Linked DNA regions of Homo sapiens: region 2 is linked to region 1. A link is an interaction called in ENCODE POLR2A ChIA-PET data of the cell type or tissue named here. Cell type or tissue: PC-9. All regions are shown on one strand. Links, peaks and the distances in the headings refer to the core of each region. The heading gives the core; the rest is flanking DNA.

The links. ChIA-PET counts read pairs that join two places held together with the same protein. Peaks named below come from ENCODE experiments on the same cell type or tissue, not always from the same donor. Only the 100,000 strongest peaks of a DNase experiment are listed, where the experiment ranks them.
Region 2: POLR2A ChIA-PET joins it to region 1 with 12 read pairs; 2 of 35 experiments call an interaction of 5 or more read pairs at or near these places.

What each region holds. Positions count from the first base shown.
Region 1 is chr15:89,137,579-89,140,488 of GRCh38, reverse strand. The region is part of intron 3 of ABHD2 (abhydrolase domain containing 2, acylglycerol lipase); the gene reads right to left. Among named protein-coding and RNA genes, the nearest start is that of ABHD2, 51 kb to the right of the region's middle. RefSeq lists enhancers at 1-427, 428-929. In PC-9, for the core only: no CTCF peak of the experiment used is centred there; no DNase peak of the experiment used is centred there; H3K27ac peaks cover 990 bases.
Region 2 is chr15:89,230,038-89,232,936 of GRCh38, reverse strand. No RefSeq gene overlaps it. Among named protein-coding and RNA genes, the nearest start is that of RLBP1, 9.9 kb to the right of the region's middle. In PC-9, for the core only: no CTCF peak of the experiment used is centred there; no DNase peak of the experiment used is centred there.

The DNA of each region.
Region 1 (2,910 bases), core at 156-2,655:
TAACTATATTGTAACGTTAAAAAAAAAGAAGAAATTCATCTTTAATTTATCACCTGCCTAAATTCCAAAGCATCAGGTACAAGAAGGAATTTCAAGCACAGAGAAGTGTTTTTGCTGGATTCTGTTGGGCAAACACAGCCACCTCCAGTATTTGCCTGGAACTTACTCTAGAGGTTTATTTAAAAGGTCATCCAGCAAAATGAATGGCTATCTTCTCCAGGGCTTGTGACCATAAAATGTCAGGTCCACAGGTCTTTCAGTAGAGCTTGAGGAAAAGAACTGCTAACATAGCACGTGAGTGGAAGCCTCACAAGTCCACAGGCTCTGACTGTTCCTAACACAGGCTGCTCAGCTCTACACACCGGCTGTGTCACTTTACACTCTGCCCTCAGACTCCCCTCTCTTTCTGCAAAACCCAAGTCCAAAGGGACTCTTCAGCCACTGAGGCAAAACGCAGAGGTGTTACATCATCCTGGGAAGCCCTCCCAAGAAGAAAACTCTCTCCATCAGGGCTACAGAGACCTGCTGCGTGGCTGCTCCAGACAACTGCACACTCAAATGGCTGGTGATGTCCTCTGCTGGCTGCGTGCTGAAACTCCGGTCAGATTCTAGTTAGGTGCCAAGACTGTTAGGAGACATAGGCTCGGGATGTTTCCTCAGTTTCCAGAGAGAATGCCCATCTTCACAGGCCCTCCACTCTGCTTACTTGAGTGCACACACTCAAGGGAAGAAAAGCAAATTTTTCATTTCAGAAAAAAATATTTGTCCACTGAGAAAAAAAGGTGACCTTTACTCTGACAAACAGATTTGTTTTCAGAGTGACAACATGGACTGAGGATGCCCAACTAGGAGTGTGCTGCTGGCACCTGGGGCCAAACCAAAGATGTTATCAGGTCCGAACCTGCCTCTACCTATATTTTATTTTGGCTCTTATATATTGATTTAATAAAATTCAACAAATACGAGTGCTGTGAGGCATACAGAGATTAGAGCCGGACACAGTGACCGCCCTGGTGGCATTCGTAATCTGAAGGTAGGATGCATGATGAATACACAGGCAGCTACTGTCACAGACAGGAGCGGTGGGCAATGGGGTCAGAGAGATAGAATAGGATGATACTATGGGGAGACAATCATGAGGCTGAGAAGTACCAATTTCACTTAGTGCATCATGGGGAGTACCAAGATCTCAGAGAGGAGAGATATTTCTGAGCACCAAATCTCTCCATCAGGAGCTGGGTGAGTCATGTCTCTAGTTTATTTATTTACTTATTTTTAGAGACAAGGTCTTACTCTGTCACCCAGGCTGGAGTGCAGTGGTACAACTACGGCTCACTGCAGCTTTAACCTCCCATGCTCAAGCAATCCTCCCATCTCAGCCGCCTGAGTAGCTGGGACCACAGGCACATGCCACCATGCCCAGTTAATTTTTTTTTGTAGAGACAGGGTCTTGCTATGTCGCCAGGGCTGGTCTTGATCTCCCGGGCTCAAGCAATCCTCCCACCTCAGCCTCCCACAGTGCTGGAATTATAGAAGTGAGCCATCCTGCCCGGCCTTCTAGCTTAATCTTCACAATTCTGAGCAATGGTGTCTTCCCCGTTTTAAAAATGAGGAAAAAAAAAGAAAAAAAAAAAGCTAGGATTAGAGGACAGGTCTCTGATTCAGTCCAAAGCGTTCCTTACTTTATCACACTCAAGACTCATCAACTCCCCCAACCAGAAGTTAAAATAACAGCTTTGTGCCTATTTTCTCCTGTCTGATCAACTGTCAAAATGTTCTATATTAAATAATGTTTCTTCAAATTGAAAACTGAATTTGTTGGAGCTTCTCTACAGTGGTCTTCACAGGTCTTTGAAAAAAAACATTTCTTTCGTTTTGCATGTTTCTCACAACTGTAACTGACTTCTTGTTAGAGGAGTTTTTTTCTGCAGAAGATACATCTGGGGGCTAATTAATTTGAATATTCACATTTAATTATCTCTAAGATAAGGCCAGAATGTTAACAAAATCATACTGAATATCTCCCCAAAGATCCAGGAGAGCGATGACAGTGAGAGCAAGAGAGGATGGAAGTGCTTCTAGAAAGGTGACAGGTGTTTGATTTGGGGATACATTTTTACCCTACTTTCATGGGTGAGAATAAACCCAGGAGGACAAGCATCAGTGGTGGGGGAAACACTGGGAGTGAAGCTTTGTGGCAGCTCCACGAGTCTGCAAACTGAGTTCCAGGCCTTCCTGTGTGTGCACATGTGCATGTGCATGCATGTGTGTGCACACAGGAAAGGTAAGGAAGCCGGCAAGGGCCAGAGTTTAGGAGAACATTTTGTCAGTTCTTTTCCAGATCCTGAACTGCCAGAGCCTCCCTGCTCCACAGGCCTGGAAGCCAGGGCCCTTGCTGCTCCTACCACAGACACCTCTGGTTTCTTTTCTGGCCTATCTACCCCTAGCCTGGTGGACCTGAAGCCAGCAGGTCAACAGCAGGTCCTTCGTGAGCCCATCCCACTGGGCTTCACCCTTCTCCACTAGGACACAGCCCCCACTGGAAGCCCTTCTTTTCAGGAGGGCCAGATGTGGAGTAGACCCTGTGTGCACATCTCACCAGTCCTACTGGGGAGGTAAGGCTGAGGCTGGGAAAGGGCTTCCTCATTAGCTTCAGGAACAAACACCTTGGGCCTTTCATCTCAAAATGGCAGCAACATATTCAGCTTCCCAAACACCCATTAATAGGCTCATCAGAAATCCACTTTGAACACAGCATTTTCCCCTCACTGGAGGCAAATTCTTCTCCACAGCTGTCACACATTACATTTTCACTGTTGTTGCTAAATGCTCTATTCCTGAATTGCAGGATCTGCACAGGAAAATTCCAATGCAGAGACTGTTTCTGCCTGAAATGACCAAAAGTGGCCT
Region 2 (2,899 bases), core at 387-2,886, 92 kb before region 1:
ATTTTTGTTTATTTTTTATTTTTTATTTTTTTTGAGATGGAGTCTCACTGTGTCACCCAGGCTGAAGTGCAGTGGCACAATCTCGGCTCTGTTCAATTCTTGATTTTGATAATTGCACCATGATTAATTAAGAGAATCTTAGTCCATTCAGGCTGCAATAACCAAATACCATGGACTGGGTGGCTTCTAAACAACAGAAATTTATTTCTTACAGTTCTGGAGGCTGGGAAGTTCAAGATCAAGACACCAGCAGTGTTGGTATCTGGTGAAGGCCACTTTCCCATGGATGGCACCTTTTTGCTGTGTCCTTGCAAGGTGGAAGGTGCAAGGCAGCTCTCAGGTGCTCTATTATAAAGACACTAATCCCAAACCCCTGCCTCCTAATACTATCTCTTTGGGGCTTGGGATTTCAGTGTATGAATTTAGGGGAACCACAAGCATTCAGATCAAAGCAGAGAATGTCCCTGTTTTTAGGAAGTCCACGCTGAAGTATTTAGGAGTAGAAGGGCATCATGTCTGCAACTTAATGCTAAAACAGTTTAGAAAAAAATACACTTGGATATATTGAGAGAATGAAAGAGCAAACATGAAGTGTTAACATCTAGGTGAAAGGCATGTGGGAATTCTGTGCACCATTCTTGCAGCTTTTCTGTAAATCTGAAATTATGTCAAAATAAAAAGTTAAAAAAATACTGGCCCATTTGCAAATCTAGTGGACCTCTCTGGTCTATAAATAATCAGCAAACTGGGCCTTTGAGATGCCATCTCAGCCCTTTTCTGTGGAGAGGTGGATACCTGTTCTCCATCTTCTACTTTGCCCCTATTCTGCTGTCATCCTAGATCATTCTCATCCTACATGTGGCCTCTTGGCCACTCCCCTCTCCACCTCCATGACTTTCTCCTCCATGTCACCTCAGCCACTCACTCTCCTGGTCATACCCCAAGCCACCTCCCAAATCACTACTTAGATAGCAACCTCTCAACCATCCAATTAGCCTGCTCAACTACTCTCACCTACCTGTTCTCTAATCTTCACTGCCTCTGACTCCTCATCTTCAATTCCAAGGTTATATAGTTAAACCACATTTTTGCAATATTTATTTATTTATGTATTTATTCATTTATTTATATTTTTTGGGTTGTTTGTTTTTTTTTTTTGAGACAGAGTCTCGCTCTGTTGCCCAGGCTGGAGTGCAGTGGCGCGATCTTGACTCACTGCAACCTCCGCCTCCCAGGTTCAAGCGATTCTCCTGCCTCAGCCTCCCGAGTAGCTAGGACTACAGGAGCATGCCACCACACCCAGCTAATTTTTTTGTATTTTTAGTAGAGACAGGGTTTCACCATGTTAGCCAGGATGGTCTCAATCTCCTGACATCATGATTTGCCCGCCTTGGCCTCCCAGAGTGCTGGGATTACAGGCATGAGCCACTGCACCTGGCCGTTTTTGTTTGTTCATTTGTTTTTGTTTTTTGTGTTTTTGAGATAGAGTCTCACTCTGCTGCCCAGGCTGGAGTGCAGTGGCTCAATCTCAGCTCACTGCAACCTCCACCTCCCCAGTTGAAGCGATTCACCTGCCTCAGCCTCTCGAGTAGCTGGGATTACAGGTGCCCACCACCACGCTTGGCTAATTTTTGTATTTTTAGTAGAGACGGGGTTTCACCATGTTGGCTACGCTGGTCCCAAACTCCTGACCTCATGATCTGCCTGCCTCGACCTCCCAAAGTGCTGGGATTACAGGCATGAGCCACCGTGCCTGGCCTATTCATTTATTTGTTTTGAGATGGTCTCACTGTTGCCCAGGCTGAGTGCAGTGGGGTAATCATGACTCACTGTAGCCTCAACCTCCCAGGCTTAAACAATCCTCCCACCTCAGCTTCCTGAGTAGCTGGGACTATAGGCACGCACCACCACACCCAGCTAATTTTACTTTTTGTAGAGAAGGGGTCTTGCTATGTTACCCAGGTTGGTCTCAAATGCCTGGACTCAAGCAATCCTCCCACCTCAGCCTCCTAAATTACTGGGATTACAGGCATAAGCGACTGCTCCTATCTTTTGCCCCCTTTTGCCTTTCTTTCCATCCCATTCACTCAGCAAACCCTAACCCTGTATGAAGCCAGCTCTATTCTCTTGTTGGAGCTATACTTCAGCTGCTGGATTGTGCTTGAGAAGTAACGTGTGTTTAAGTGGGTGCCCCAGTCTCAGGTGGGCCTTCAGCACTGTCAGATAATCTTCCCCAGTAAGTTTATCCTTCCTTTCTTCATGAAGTTGTACTTGACCCGCCCCCACACCCCCAAAAAAGAGAGAAAAAAATAATTGCCCTCAGATGGAAATTTGCATTAGCTCCCCACCGTCAAGTCTTTAAACTCAGTGTCCTCAGCACTAGTTCTTTCCTCCAGCTCCCTGTAACAGTGGAGGGTGTTCCACCTTCCCGGCCGAGGCTGGTCCCTCTGCTGGAGAGACAGAGACAGCTGCTTAAGGTTTCCACCTCTCAGCGAGGACCTTACTATCACCCCTCTCAGACCTTGGTCTTTAACCTCTAACTTTCTACAGCTGCCCTTTCATAAACACATCTTCTCCTTTGGTGGTGAGGAGTTAAAACCAAGTTCCCATCTAAGGGCACCTATTTTTAGCCCCCTTGAAGTAGTGAGATCATCTATGGAGAATAAAGGAGGAGATAGAAAAGTCTTCCCCATCCATCTAAACAAAACAACCCCCTGGAGCCCCCCTTCCCTTACAGTTACTGCCCTCTTTCTCACCTGCTTTCAGCCAGATTTCTTGAAGGAGCCATCTATTGTCTTTCTCTGTGTTTCTGTATCTCCTATTCATTCCTCTGCCGTTCTCTTACCTCTGGTAATTCACCAAAACAGCTGTGGCCAAGATCATGGCAGCTTTCTTGGTT